Regions from separate parts of the Homo sapiens genome. Here region 2 is linked to region 1. A link is an interaction called in ENCODE POLR2A ChIA-PET data of the cell type or tissue named here. Cell type or tissue: OCI-LY7. All regions are shown on one strand. Links, peaks and the distances in the headings refer to the core of each region. The heading gives the core; the rest is flanking DNA.

Evidence for each region. ChIA-PET counts read pairs that join two places held together with the same protein. Peaks named below come from ENCODE experiments on the same cell type or tissue, not always from the same donor. Only the 100,000 strongest peaks of a DNase experiment are listed, where the experiment ranks them.
Region 2: POLR2A ChIA-PET joins it to region 1 with 6 read pairs; 2 of 35 experiments call an interaction of 5 or more read pairs at or near these places.

The regions. Positions count from the first base shown.
Region 1 is chr10:80,193,498-80,201,553 of GRCh38, reverse strand. The region is part of intron 1 of ANXA11 (annexin A11); the gene reads left to right. Among named protein-coding and RNA genes, the nearest start is that of ANXA11, 8.0 kb to the left of the region's middle. RefSeq lists enhancers at 4,594-5,793, 5,842-6,517, 6,518-7,194. In OCI-LY7, for the core only: no CTCF peak of the experiment used is centred there; DNase peaks (open chromatin) are centred at 4,773 and 5,193; H3K27ac peaks cover 1,370 bases.
Region 2 is chr10:80,394,937-80,401,076 of GRCh38, reverse strand. No RefSeq gene overlaps it. Among named protein-coding and RNA genes, the nearest start is that of PRXL2A, 11 kb to the left of the region's middle. In OCI-LY7, for the core only: no CTCF peak of the experiment used is centred there; no DNase peak of the experiment used is centred there.

The DNA of each region.
Region 1 (8,056 bases), core at 2,469-6,468:
GGATGAGGACCAGGTTTGGAGGATGAAGAAGATCATGTATTTGGTTTTGGACATGTTGTGTTTGAGGTGTCTTTGAGATACCAAATAAGCTGGTGGGTCTGGGGCTCAGGAGGCGTCTTGGCTAGACAGACATTTGTCTAGGTTGTGTTTGTATTTGAAGTCATGGGCACAGCGAGATTGAAGAACTCACCTCGAACAGCTGAGTAAAGGAAGATGAGCCTATAAAGGACCCAGAAAAAGAGCGACCTGAGAGGGGCCCAGAAAGCCAGGACAGAGTTGTATCCCAGGGGCCAGGGTGAGTCTGCTTCGTGGGATGGAGTGGTCAGCTTGGCATCGCGGCTGTGGTGAGTGATATGGAGGAGATGTGGCTGCCTTCACTGCTTTGGTGGGATGATGTGAGCAGAAGCGAGGTTGGAGTGAATGGGTGAGGAGTAGCAGGACGTGAGGATCTGATGATAGACAGGCTCTGAAATGTTGGCTTTGAAGGCGAAGAGGACGTCGTTGAGGGAGTGTTTGATTCTGTTGCCTCGATTTACCCTCCTGCTCCCTTTCCAATCCCAGAAGGGAACATGTGGATGGCCTGCCACTGACATCCCTCCCCACGGCGCTCCGTGCTCAGGCAGACCTAGGTACCTGCAAGGGTTTGCTTCTTTCACAAAGTGGATTCATTCTCATGAATGAATGAATGAGTGAATGAAGCATGTTGCCCAGGTTGGTCTCAAAGCCCTGGCCTCAAGCAATCCCCCCGCCCCGCCTCAGCCTCCCAAAGTGCTGGGATTACAGGAGTGAACCACTGCACCTGGCTGGTATTAAATTTTCTTTGTGGCCAACTGCATGATAAATATTAACATGTTTCATGGGCGTGAAAGGAGAAAATAGGTCCTCTGCGGGACGCTGACTTTAGATAGATCTCTTAACTTCAGTTACCCTTATATCCCTGCTTGCCTGGCTGTCAGATTCTGAGAGGTATAACAAAAACTCTCACTGTAGTTTTTTAAAGTCCAGCTCTACTTATATTTGTGGGAGTTCTAGCCTTTTGAGTTTGGCTTTCGTGTTTCATGTATATAGGCTTATCAAGCTGATCTTCCTACCTGTCATTTGCTGGTTATTTAATGCCTTTGGTCTTTGGTCTTAAATTCCATATTGTCTGTGTTTTAGGAGAATACATGGCCAAGGATCTGGGAGAATCTCTTTTCTTTACAGTCTTAAAATTAATAAATAAGTGCATTTTATAAGATAATAAGTGAAAGGCTCAGAAATTTAAATGCAGGCATCAGAGGACATTCAAGCCATGCCCCTTTAGCTTCTGTTCAGGCTCACATGGAGCGGTTAGTAATCAGGTCTCACTGATGACCATGAGCTCCCTGTCCTTGGCTGTCCTAATGGTTCCCATGATAGCCAGATTTTTAGGAGGGGTGGATAAAATGAGATTTGCGTGCAAACTCCTGGGACGTTGCCTGGGAACCTCTTCTCTCACTTTGCAATTCCTGCCCCTTCCTGTAGGTCCAAGAAGCGGACTGCTCTGCCTCTCATTTACGCATTTCCTTCCTCATTCCAGACAGCAAGATGAGTTTTTGACAGAGTAGCCAGTACAAACACTTCTCAGGGCCAGAAGTCAGAAAGACGCGGGCCCCAAGTCATAAGCTCATCTCTGTGCTTGTGTTTTAAGCCACATAAACTGTCTCAGCGGGCTGGACTAGGCTATGCCTTGTTGTACCCTGAGATCCTAGTGAGTAGTTCTCCAAGTACTGTGTTTACAGATAAAGGCAAATGCCAGAGAGAAATGGCTGGAAAAACCCCTTGGCTTGCTAAGGCAGGATTATCGAAAAGTCTTCAACATATATGTTTTTAAATTTTACATATTTTTTCATTTTTATTTATTTTGAGACCAGACTAATTTTTGTATTTTTGGTAGAGATGGGGTTTTGCCATGTTGCCCAGGCTGGTCTCAAACTCCTGGGCTCAAGTAATCTGCCCACCTCAGCTTCCCAAAGTGCTGGGATTACGGACATGAGCCACTGCACCCAGCCAACCACTGTGCCCAGCCTATTTTTACTATTAATATTTCCACCTCTGTTTTTCTTTGCATTTATTTGGTATGTCTTTGCCCAACCCTTAGTTTTAAATATTTCTTTCTCACTTAAAAAAGTTTATCTTGGCTGGGCGCGGTAGCTCACGCCTGTAATCCCAGCACTTTAGGAGGCCGAGGCGGGCAGATCACGAGGTCAGGAGATAGAGACCATCCTGGCTAACACGGTGAAATCCCGCCTCTACTAAAAATATAAAAAATTATCCAGGCGTGGTAGCGGGCGCCTATAGTCCCAGCTACTCGGGAGGCTGAGGCAGGAGAATGGCATGAACCCGGGAGGCGGAGCTTGCAGTGGAGCCGAGATCGTGCCACTGCACTCCAGCCTGGACGACAGATCAAGACTTGGTCTCAAAAAAAAAAAAAAAAAAAGTTTATCTTGAAGATGGAATCTTCGTAAATAAAATTTGTTTCTCTTATAATCAGAACGTGGTTGAGGGTGGATGGAGGTTGACAGAAGGCAATGATAACAGCAACAAACCTAATTGCATGGTTTCTGTCTTTGGTAGAGGAATTCTGACTGTTGACATACCAGATATACTTGATTTTATTCTTTGCATCTTGCTTATTACTTATTATACTTGCATGCATTCCTTTCCTGATTTTTGCTGTTGGGTTAAGTTTCTCATCGTCATCTTCCCCACGCCACCTGTATTACGTTTCAGGTTTGGTTGTGAATGAAGAGAGGAGCCCCGTCTCTCTCTCTCTCTCTCTCTCACTCACTCTCTCACTCTTTCTTGAAAAATCAGGGTCGAGGTTAAGTGTGTGTTCCATGAGATTGTCTTGGCACCAGGCTCCTTATGGACTGTTGTCCCTAGCATTCTCAAGGGCTGTGGTTTTCAAACTTGAGCATGTATAAGAACAATCTGGAAGGCTTGTTAAAGCATAGATTCTTGGACTGCACCCTGAATCATTCTAATTTAGGAGGTCTGTGATGGGACCTGAGCACGTTAATTGCTTACAGGCTCCCATATTGTATAATGCCGCCGGGCCACATGTTGGGTAGCACCGTCTAGGTGCCTCCCTTAACTGCATGGCCCAAGACAGCTCACTTTCACATCCCCATGGCAGGCCCTCCTAGCTGCTAGGGGTCTGGAAAGCAGTCCTTAGTGGGGGCTGCTGTGTGCCAGGCTATGGTGTGTTCTGTTACTAAAGCAAGAGAGAACAGATGGTTGAGGAGGACAATCAGAAGTTTCTGGAACACCACCCACTGCTCTCCTGAATTTGAAACTACTACTATGCTTATCAGTCTTGCTGTTGGCTAAGCCTGTGTTCCTCAGGTTAGGAAGTGGGAATGGTTTCTCATGACAGTGGCAAGCCCGCAGGCAGTGCAAGCAAGGCAGCTTCTGTTCCTGTGGGCTGGTGCACAAGCTGGCAAGCTGCTGTGGCTTTGCTGATGCCCCGAGAGTCATCTGCTGCTCCCAGCCGTCAGGTCTGGCATCCGCATACTCCATTGCTGCAGCCACCACCAGATCTTCCAGACCCCATGGGATCGAGGGGCCCCCTCCAAGACCCAGTGGGATAGGGGTTATTTTTTTTTTTTTGAGACGGAGTCTCACTCTGTCGCCCAGGCTGGAGTGCAGTGGCATGATCTCGGCTCACTGCAAGCTCTGCCTCCTGGGTTCACGCCATTCTCCTGCCTCAGACTCACAAGTAGCTGGGACTACAGGCGCCCGCCACTGCGCTTTGCTAATTTTTTTTGTATTTTTAGTAGAGACGGGGTTTCACCATGTTAGCCAGGATGGTCTCGATCTCCTGACCTCGTGATCCTCCCGCCTCGGCCTCCCAAAATGCTGGGATTACAGGTGTGAGCCACCGCGCCCGGCCAGGGGTTATTTTTTTGTGCTACCTCCTCCCAACTTCCCTTCTTCAACCCCAAATATGACACCTAGGTGACTGTTTCTAGGAGAGTTTGAGGGCAGAGGCTATTTGAACCCTGAACTGAGGTGGGGGTGATGTTCGGTCTCCGTGGCTGGTAATATCCTTGAGAGATCAGAGCAGTGGTTGCCAACCCCCATTCTCTGTTGTCATCACACATAGGGAGGGGATCTGGAGAGAAACAGGGTCATAAGGCTCCTATGGAGTGGCTGGTACTTTTCTGAGTGGCTTGATTATATGGGACATTATTTGGGAGGCAGTAGTAACTTTCTTCTCTTTCCGGGGTTTAACCTTTGTATTTCTCAAGTCCATTCTCCAGCCTGAGAAGGTGTGATGGAGCCCAGAAATACGTTGAGTGGTTGGGGACCAGCCTGGTTCATAATGCACTGGCCTGGAAATCCAGAGATGTGGTTCTAGTCATTGTCCTGCCCCCAGCCAGCTCTGAGACCTCAGGCAGAGTCTTTCTGCTCTCTGGGTCTCAGCTCCCACCTCAAATAAAATAAACAGGTTGAATGAAATGATTTCATGAAGGCCCTTTCCAGCTCCAGTATTTTAGGATTCTTATGTAATCCAAATGCTAGTGCACTGGGAATTGACTTTATCTTGAAGAAGTGTCTTTCAGAACCTGCTTGCTCAAGTTCAGCCCCTTGGTGAGGCTCCGGACGCTGCCACTCTCCCAGCCTGCCTTGTCTGGAGTTTCTCCAGGCTGAGCTGCCCCAGGTGCCAGCCCTCAGAGGGGAGGTCTGAGGTGCAGCCTGGCTAATGATTAACATACGCTACAGCTATTTTAGTTCCTGGCATGTGGGTGGGGAGTTGAATGCTTAACAGCACCTGTGTAGGCTTTTTGTTTAGTGCCTGGGAAAATATGGTCAGGGTTGGTGGAGTGCTGCCCTGAGGCTGGCTGGCTGGCTTCGGTGACTTAATGGCACCTGTGACCAGCAAGGGCAGGACATTGGGGCTCTGGAGTGCACGCCCAGGGCCCCCACCCCCTTCTCAGTAGAGCTGGAGATGTTCATACTCCCACTCACATCACTTAAGGTCCTGCCTTGAGGTGGGGGAGAGAGGGGAATGTCCTAGATGTGTCCTCCCTGCCCCCAGAATTCCTGGGGCCTACGTAATAGAGGCTACCGAAACAGGTGCCACCCAGAGAGTGAAAGAAATGAGTCAGAGTCCACCGGGGTTCCTGCCAGTATTCAGTATGTGTCAAGGGCCTCACAGTGCCAGCCCTGTGGCAGGTGGTGGTGGGGGACAGGAAGAGAGGCCTGTCCTACAGCCTGTAGCACTGATGCTCTCATGGGGAGGCCTAGAAAAAAAGTGTCTGGCTCTGGCACTTGGGTGTGTGACCTTTGCATGTCAAGAGTCAGCTCAGCCTTCGTTCCCTTGCTTATAAAATGAGGATGATAATACCTATCCAATAGGAGCATTGTGGAGGTTAATGAGGTAATATATAGGGATGTAATATATGTATCTATCCTAGGAGTTAGAAAAAGGAGAGCTTATTAGAACATTAGAGAACATGGAAAACATTTTAGGACAAGTGCTGTGAGAGTTCCAAGAAGAGTGAGCATTGTGGATAGGAGATCAGGGTGGGCTTCCTGAAAGAGATATGGTATGGTTTGGCTGTGTCCCCACCCAAATCTCGAATTCCCTCGTGTTGTAGAAGAGACTTGGTGGGAGGTAACTGAATGGGGCAGGTCTTTCCTGTGCTATTCTCGTGATAGTGAATAAGTCTCACAAGATCTGATGCTTTTATAAAGGGAAATTTCCCTGCACAAACTCTCTTCTCTTGTCTGCTGCCATGTGAGACGTGCCTTTCACCTTCAGCCATGATTGTGAGGCCTCCCCAGCCACGTGGAACTGTGAGTCCATTAAACCTCTTTCTTTTGTAAATTGCCCAGTCTTGGTTATGTCTTTATCAGCAGTGTGAAAATGGACTAATACAAGGTGGAACTTCATCTGGACTCAGGGAAGGCCAGGAGACAGGAGGTCAGACCAGCTAGAGGGACCACCTAAGCAGAGGTGTCCTGAAAAGGGAAAGTGCTGAGCTGGGCTGGGCTAAGGACATGCATTTTTTGTGCTTCTCTCCATCATGCATGTCCCTGAGGTACCTTCTGTTTTCATGCTGTTCCTCAGTGGCCCAGTGTGAGTGACTCTTGGCTCCAGACTGCTTGACACAGCTTAGGATGCCAGCTGCAGAAGGGTCAGCCCATTCCCAAGTGAAGGTGTTTTCTCCTCCAGAGTGAGCTGCAGGTCCTTGAACTTCCAGTTGCATGCGGCTGACTGGGGACATTGTCACCATCTGAAGAGCAGACCTTGATAAGGGATATTTGGAAAGGTTTCCTGAGGCTTCTAGGTAGAGCAGGGGTGCTCAGCCATTTGGAGCTGGAATATACACTCTGTTAAGTCTCCCAGGCTTGAAGGGGCTGGGCTTCCAGAGTGGTTTGAACAGGCCCCGAGGACTGGCTGATGGGCATCAGGGCCTTTCCGGGAGAGGCTGGGGGACACACTGCTGCCATCACACTCTTCAGTCTTCTTCGCCTCTCTTCCTCAGCCTGTGGTGAGAGACGGGTCTGTGCCGGCCATTCATAAGGAGATGAGATGGCTCATAACACACCAACTGGAAGGGCCCTGGTAAACCTCTACTCCTGTGATCACAAATGCAGATTCCTGCAAGGACAGCCCGGCAGCTGAAGGAGGGAGGGAGGTGCGCAGCTGTTGCCAGCCCTAGCCGAGTGTCACCATGCAGAAATATGGGGCCCTTGTTGCCAGAGCTCCTGTTTTAATATTTTTGAAGGATTTAAGCCAGAGTCTCCCTTTTGCAGCCCTTTCCTCCCTCCAATGAAATAATGCTATTGAGCTCCAAAACCTTCAGGAGCCCCAGGTTCTGGGAGGCAGCATGCAAACCACTGAGGCCCTGCAGGCGCACTCATTGAAAATAGGTGAGGTAGACGAGGCTGGGAGGGCTTAGATTTGCCAAGGCCCCTCAGAGAGAAGCCAGTTTCTCAGACGCCCCTATGCTCCACTGCCAGGGAACACATTTTCTGAATTCTTTGTCTTCCCCCCCCGACTCTTCCTAGGAGTGGCTCTTAAATATTGTAGTGTGTGTTTCCCTGGAAGTGCGCTATTGTGTTTATCTCGCTAGCTAGAGGGAAAGCATGATGCAGGCCAGGACTTTATTTTTTTCTTCCCTATCCTAGGGGGTGTAGCCCAGCCCCTGGTGCCTCCATAAACCCAGGTGGGATTGCTGTGAAGCTAATGAAGTGGAAGCTTCAGGTCCCCGGACTTGTAGCACCCTAGTGAGGGGCCGTGGGAGGGGCACTAGCAGTGAGTTCACAGAGTCATATGGTTTATAACATTTGCAAAAAACTAAGATTTTTTGTATTCTTTGTCCTGAAGAGGGTTCCTAAAATTGTATAAGCTTCAGGCCCCACAAAACCTGGACCTACTGCAGATGTTGGTACCAGTCTCACAGACTGGCTGCTAGTGTTTTATTTTAACTTTCCCCTAAAAAATATATGCCTGTTTTTTCAGAAAGCAGTTGAAGAATATAGTTCACCAGGCTGGTCAACATGGCGAAACCCTGTCTCTACTAAAAATACAGAAATTAGCTGGGCGTGGTGGCGCATGCCTATAATCCCAGCTACTTGGGAGGCTGAGGCTGCAGTGAGTCGAGATTGCACCACTGCATTCCAGCCTGGGTGACAGAGCAAGAGACTTCTTCAAAAAAATAAAAAAGAAGAAGAATGTAGTAATATTCTGTCTTTTTTTTTTTTTTTTTGAGACAGAGTCTCCCTCTGTTGCCCAAGCTGGAGTGCAGTGGCACGATCTTGGCTCACTGCAGCCCCAGCCTCCCGAGTAGGTGGGAGTATAGGCATGCGCCACCACGCCAGACTACTTTCTGTATTTTTAGTAGAGACGGGGTTTTGACATGTTTGCCAGGCTGGTCTCGAACTCCTGGCCTCAAGTGATCTGCCTGCCTCAGCCTCCCAAAGTGCTGGGATTACAGATGTGAGCCATTGCGCCTGGCAGAAGTAATGTTCTCTTTCTAAAGTTAGATGATAAAGGATGCTTATTTTATTGTGCTTTATAATT
Region 2 (6,140 bases), core at 21-4,020, 200 kb before region 1:
GGCCAGTTTTGGGGCCAGTTTATGGCCAGATTTTGGGGGGCTTGCTCCCAACACTAATGAATTGTTGGTCTCAACCAGTAACTGTAATTAATTTCTATCCTCTTTTGCCAGTGATTGGTCCAAGGATGAGCATATGACCCAGTTCTGGCCAATGAGATACAAGTAGTCTATTGAGGCTTTTTTATTCTCAGAAAAAAACAGAGTCTCATAAGCATAGAGTTCTTGCTTCCTGCCTTTGGATCTGGTTGCAGTGCTCAGTTCTGTGCAGTCGTGTCATGACCATGAGGCACAAAGCAGAACATACTATCAACAAGCTGAGGTTGGTGAAGCAGGAGGCAGAGTCAGTTTTATGGCTAACACCGTTGCAGGATTGGTCTGATGCCGTCCAGTCTCCCTCTAAGCATCTTGTTAGGTGAATAGTAAAAGTTTGTATTGCTTAAATCAGTGTTAGTCAGTTTTCCTTATCACATCTCAAAATACCATAAAGTCATTGCAATTCAAATCACTATGGTATTGGTACAGTCAGATAGTAACCGTGTGATTTTGGGTGGAGACCAAGCAGTATTAACTTGACCCCTAGAGAGGCCAGAGACTGAGGTGGGCCACATGGCAGCCAACCAGGTTACGTGACTGAGCCTCAGTAAAGACTCTGGACACCAAGGCTGGGGTGAGCTTCTCTGGGTGCCACTGCTGTGTGTATTGCCACACACTGATGCCGGGAAAGCAACACTGTCCAGGACTCTCCAGAGAGAACACTGGAAGTTCCATGTTTGGAACTTTGCTAGAATCTGCCCTGTGTGTCTCTTCCCTTGGATGATTTCACTCTGTATCCTTTTCCTGTAATAAACTATAACCGTGAACATAACAGCTGTCAGTGAGTTCCGAGTTCCTCTGGTGCATTATCAAACCCACGGATCTTAAGGACCCCCAAACTCACATTTGGTGTCAGAAGTGAGGGTAGCATGGACTGTGCTACTTCTAACTCATTGATGTCTTTGATCAGTTTGGGCGCTTCTGGGTTATGCCAGCATAGTAAAACTAGTTAATAACTTTTCTATAGATTCAGTTTATTAGATTGTATTTTTCTGAAACATGGTCTATTTCCATTACGTTTAAAATGTACTTATTTAAAGTTGTTCCCTAATGATTTTCTAAAAACTGCTTCCACTGCCATTTGTCACAATACATGTGGACCTGGAGGACATTATGTTAAGTGATGTAAACCAGACTCAGGAAAATATTGCATTATCTCCCTTTCATGTGGAATCTAAGAAAAAAGAAGCCAAATATACAGAGTTAGAAAATAAAACAGCAAATACTAGGGGTGGTGGGGGGAACCAGGAGAGGAAATGGGGAGATGTAGGTCAGAGGATATACAAAGTTTGGATATGTGGGATGAGCAAGGCTCCAGGTCTAATGCACAGCATGAGGATTATAGGAAATAAAATTGTACTATATTTGGGATTCCTGATAAATAAGTGGATTTTAGCCATTCTTTTTTTTTTTTTTTTTTTTTTTTTGAGACGGAGTCTCCCTTTGTCGCCCCAGGCTGGAGTGCAGTGGCGCAACCTCGGCTCACTGCAAGCTCCGCCTCCCGGGTTCAGGCCATTCTCCTGCCTCAGCCTGCCGAGTAGCTGGGACTACAGGTGCATGCCACTATGCCTGGTTAATTTTTTTTTTTTTTTTTTGAGACAGAGTCTCGCTCAGTCACCCAAGCTGGAGTGCAGTGACTCGGTCTCCGCTCACTGCAAGCTCTGCCTCCTGGGTTCACGCCATTCTCCTGCCTCAGCCTCCCGAGTAGCTGGGACTACAGGCGCCCGCCACCACGCCAGGCTAATTTTTTTGTATTTTTTTAGTAGAGACTGGGTTTCACCGTGTTAGCCAGGATGGTCTCAATCTCCTGACCTCGTGATCCGCCCGCCTCGGTCTCCCAAAGTGCTGGGATTACAGGCATAAGCCACTGTACCAGCCCTCATTTTCACTGTTCTTGCCACAAAAGCAAACAAATAAAAATAGGTGCTCATGAGATGATGAATATATTAATTTGCTTGACTATAGTAACCATTTCACTATATGTATCCCATAACATTGTGTGTATACCTTAAATACACATGCTAACATTCATTTTAAAAATTAAAAAAATCTACCTGTAATTATCTCCCATTTCTTATCCTGAGATCAATTTCCTTCTCACTTTTTTGGCTTGAATTTAAAACTTTTTTGTCAGCTTTAGTAAAGTATAATTTTTAAATTTAGGTATAGTAGAGGTAAAATTTGCCAATTTTAAGTGTATGATTTGAAGACTGGTGACAGATGTACACAGTCATGTACCATCACCACCATCATCATCACATAGAACGTTTCTATTACCCTCGATAGTTCTCTCATACCCCTTGGTAGTCAATCCCTTCCCTCAGCCTCCTGGCTCCAGGAAACTGCTGATCTGTTTCCTATATTTCCTAGTCTTGCTTTTTGTAGAATTTCATACAAATGGCATCATGCAGTATGTAGTATTTTGTATTTGCCTTTTTTAAATTTTTTTTTTTTTTGAGACAGAGTCCCACTCTGTTGTCCAGGCTGGAGTGCAGTGGTGTGATCTCAGCTCACTGCAACCTCTGCCTCCTGGGTTCAAGCAATTCTCTTGCCTCAGCTTCCTGAGTAGCTGGGGTTACAGGCGCACACCACCATGCCCGGCTAATTTTTTTTTGTATTTTTAGTAGAGATGGGGTTTTGCCATGTTGGCCAGGCTGGCCTCAAACTCCTGACCTCAAGTGATCTCTCCATCTCAGCCTCCCAAAGTGCTAGGATTACAGGTGTGAGCCACTGCACCTGGCGTATTTGGCTTTTCTTACTTAGAATAATGCTTTTGAGATTCCTTCATGTTGTCACGTGCATTAGAACTCCATTCCTTTTTAATTGCTCCTAGATATTCCATTGTATAGATGTGCTTCAATTTGTTTATCCATTCACCTGTTAATGGATATATTTGATATAATCAGGTTGTTTCCAGGTTTTAACAATTATGAATAAAGCAGCTGGGAACATTTGAGTATTACCTTTGTTTGGACATACATTGTCATTTCCCTTGGATCAATATTTATGAGTGGTCACTGGTAAGTGTATGCTTAACTTTGTAAAATATAGTTGAACTCTTTTCCAAAGTGACTGTATTATTTTCATTCCCACCAGCAACACATGCAAGTTACTACTTGCAGATGGTTTTTTGGGGGAAAAAAACAGAAAAAAGTAGTTTCAGGCTGGGCGCAGTGGCTCACACCTGTAATCTTAGCACTTTGGGAGGTCGAGGCAGGTGGATCACCAGGGGTTTGAGACCAGCCTGGCCAGCATGACGAAACCTGGTCTCTACTGGCTGGGTGTGGTGGTGCACACCTGTAATCCCAGCTACTTGGGAGGCTGAGGCAGGAGAATCGCTTGAACCCAGGAGATGGAGGTTGCAGTGAGCTGAGATCGCGCCACTGCACTCCAGCTTGGGCAACAGAGCAAGACTTCATCTCAAAAAACAAACAACAGAAAAAAAAGAGTTCCAGTATATCCTTGCCGATAATAAGTGTTGTCAATTGTCCCTGGTGTTTCCTCCACCGACAGCATCCTAGCTACTAGACCCTTGAAGCCACTTTCAATGTTTTAGTACATATTGTCCAGTTTCTATAAAAATGCTGCAGCGATCCAGGGACAGTTAGGGCTCAGACTCTACATCATGTTGGGTACCTCTGATCCCATCTCTTCTCTTAGCCTTAGAAATCTCAACATCTCCATGAACCCAGCTTCTCCAGCCTCTCCTGGTTTCCAAGCATTGCATCATTTCTGCTTCCCTGTGGGGATGCTCCACTGTGACCCCCTTCAGCTATATGGGAATAGGAAACTTTTACTCCTCACTCGCTATTCCCAAGGGCTTCACTCTCAGCTCCTCAGATTCCCTGTTCAGGGAATCTGAACAGGAAGGAACAGCTGACATCAAATGTGCCTCTATCCCAGTTCTGGCCTTTCTCCTGACTGTTTCTGTGTCTGACTATGTGCTTGACATTGTATGTGCATAGAACAAGCTCTAGAAGGAAACTGCAAATCGGTAACAGTGGGTACGTTCTGGAGAGGGGGAGGTTCACTTTTCAATTTACAGACTTGTGTGTTGGCATTTTTTAAGAAAAATAATTTAAAAATAGCTACAATTTTTCTTTTTTTTTTTTTTTTTTTTTTTTTTTTTGCGACGGAGTCTTGCTCTATTGCCCAGGCTGGAGTGCAGTGGCGCGATCTCGGCTCACTGCAAGCTCTGCCTCCTGGGTTCACGCCATTCTCCCATCTCAGTCTCCCGAGTAGCTGGGACTACAGGCGCCCGCCACCACGCCCGGCTAATTTTTTGTATTTTTTAGTAGAGACAGGGTTTCACTGTATTAGCCAGGATGGTCTCGATCTCCTGACTTCATGATCTGCCCGCCTCAGCCTCCCAAAGTGCTGGGATTACAGGCGTGAGCCACCGCACCCGGCCAAAAATAGCTACAATATTAATAAATAAAAGTTCTCATCTTGTGTGCCCCTGCTCTGTATAGTGCTACCTAGATGGGCCTATCTCTCATTTAATTATTAATTACTATTAAAAACCATCTGCACTTTCAGTGAGGCTGGAAAGACACTCAGAGCTCCCAGAAAAACAGAAGCCTGTCTGGTGAGACAGGCTGCTCCATTCACTAGAGGGTCTCCCAAGAGACTCTCAGTTTTCGTCTAAAAGTATTTAGAGGAAAACAGCATTGTAGAGAGAGTCTAGGTTTGTCTAACACACTTCAAATTTTTGTCTCTTTTCCTGGTGTCTCATTCAGGATAGCATGTGTCCCAGATAGAAGAGTTGGTTGGGACAATAAAAAGCATTGTTTCCCAAACCATCAATAACTTGTTTTGGATAACACCCTGCTGCCACCAGCCAGTTCTTCTGAGAGAAGACAAAAGGCTCTGACCTGCCTCCAGGCACCTTACCTGCTGTTCTCTTGCTGATGTCATAAATGATCAACAGCATCCCCTCATAGCCACATTGTCAGGACACCTAGAGAGCTGTGTGGAGCCAGAAGATACTGTTTCTGCATCCCAGGCATGTTGGTGAGCCTCAGGTGGCTGGAGTGGCCAGGGCTTCTGCAGGAAGGACCTGAGAAGTGGACATTCTCCACACTCACCTCAGCCTCAGCAGAGGGGACATCAGCTCCAAGCTTTTGCCTGGCAGGGTCTCCTGTCTTGTGATTTAGAGTTCCTGTCCCCCTGATAGTTGCCATGAAAGTGGCCCTCGTGTAGCCTGCAAAGTGACGCCTATTCTCCACCCTTGGACCTGTGGCTTCTCTTTGATTAGACACTGTGCATACTCAGGGTGGCTGGCAATGGGGATGGATCCACCCAGGGCTCCTAGTGGGGATTCTTAGGGGATACTGTGGCCCTTTTCTAGAGCACTCACATTTCATTAAGAGGCCTTCACAGGTCTCAATCTCACATACCCTCTGCTATTCAGCCACATTGCCCTTCTTACATGTTTCCAAACACCTGGATGCCTTTGCACACATGCTGTTCCTCCAGCCTAGACTGCCCTTGCTTGTGCTTTTGCGCGGTGGCTCATGCCTGTAATCCCTGCACTTTGGGAGGCTGAGGCCGGCAGATTGCCTGAGGTCAGGAGATCAAGACAAGCCTGACCAACATGGTGAAACTCTGTCTCTACTAAAAATACAAAAATTAGGCGGGCATGGTGGCAGGCGCCTGTAGTCCCAGCTACTCGGGAGGCTGAGGCAGGAGAATCACTTGAACCCTGGAGGTGGAGGTTGCAGTGAGCCAAGATGGCGCCACTGCACTCCAGCCTGGGGAACGGAGCGAGACTCGTCTCAAAAACAAAACAAAACAAACAAAACAAAACAAAAAAACTCCTCCTCATCCATCAGTGCCATGTCAAATATTATCTTTGTAAAGCCTTTCTTCACTTTCTGCCTGAGTTAGTTCACTTCTGGGCTCCCATAGTTTGGTCCTATGTCTATTAGCACACTCCCTACCTCTCTCTGCCTCCTCCCTGCACAAGGATCTCAAGGGTAGAGGCTGTGCCCTTCATATCCACACTCTCAGGCAAAGGTTTGGTGATTGGTATTGAGAAGAATGGT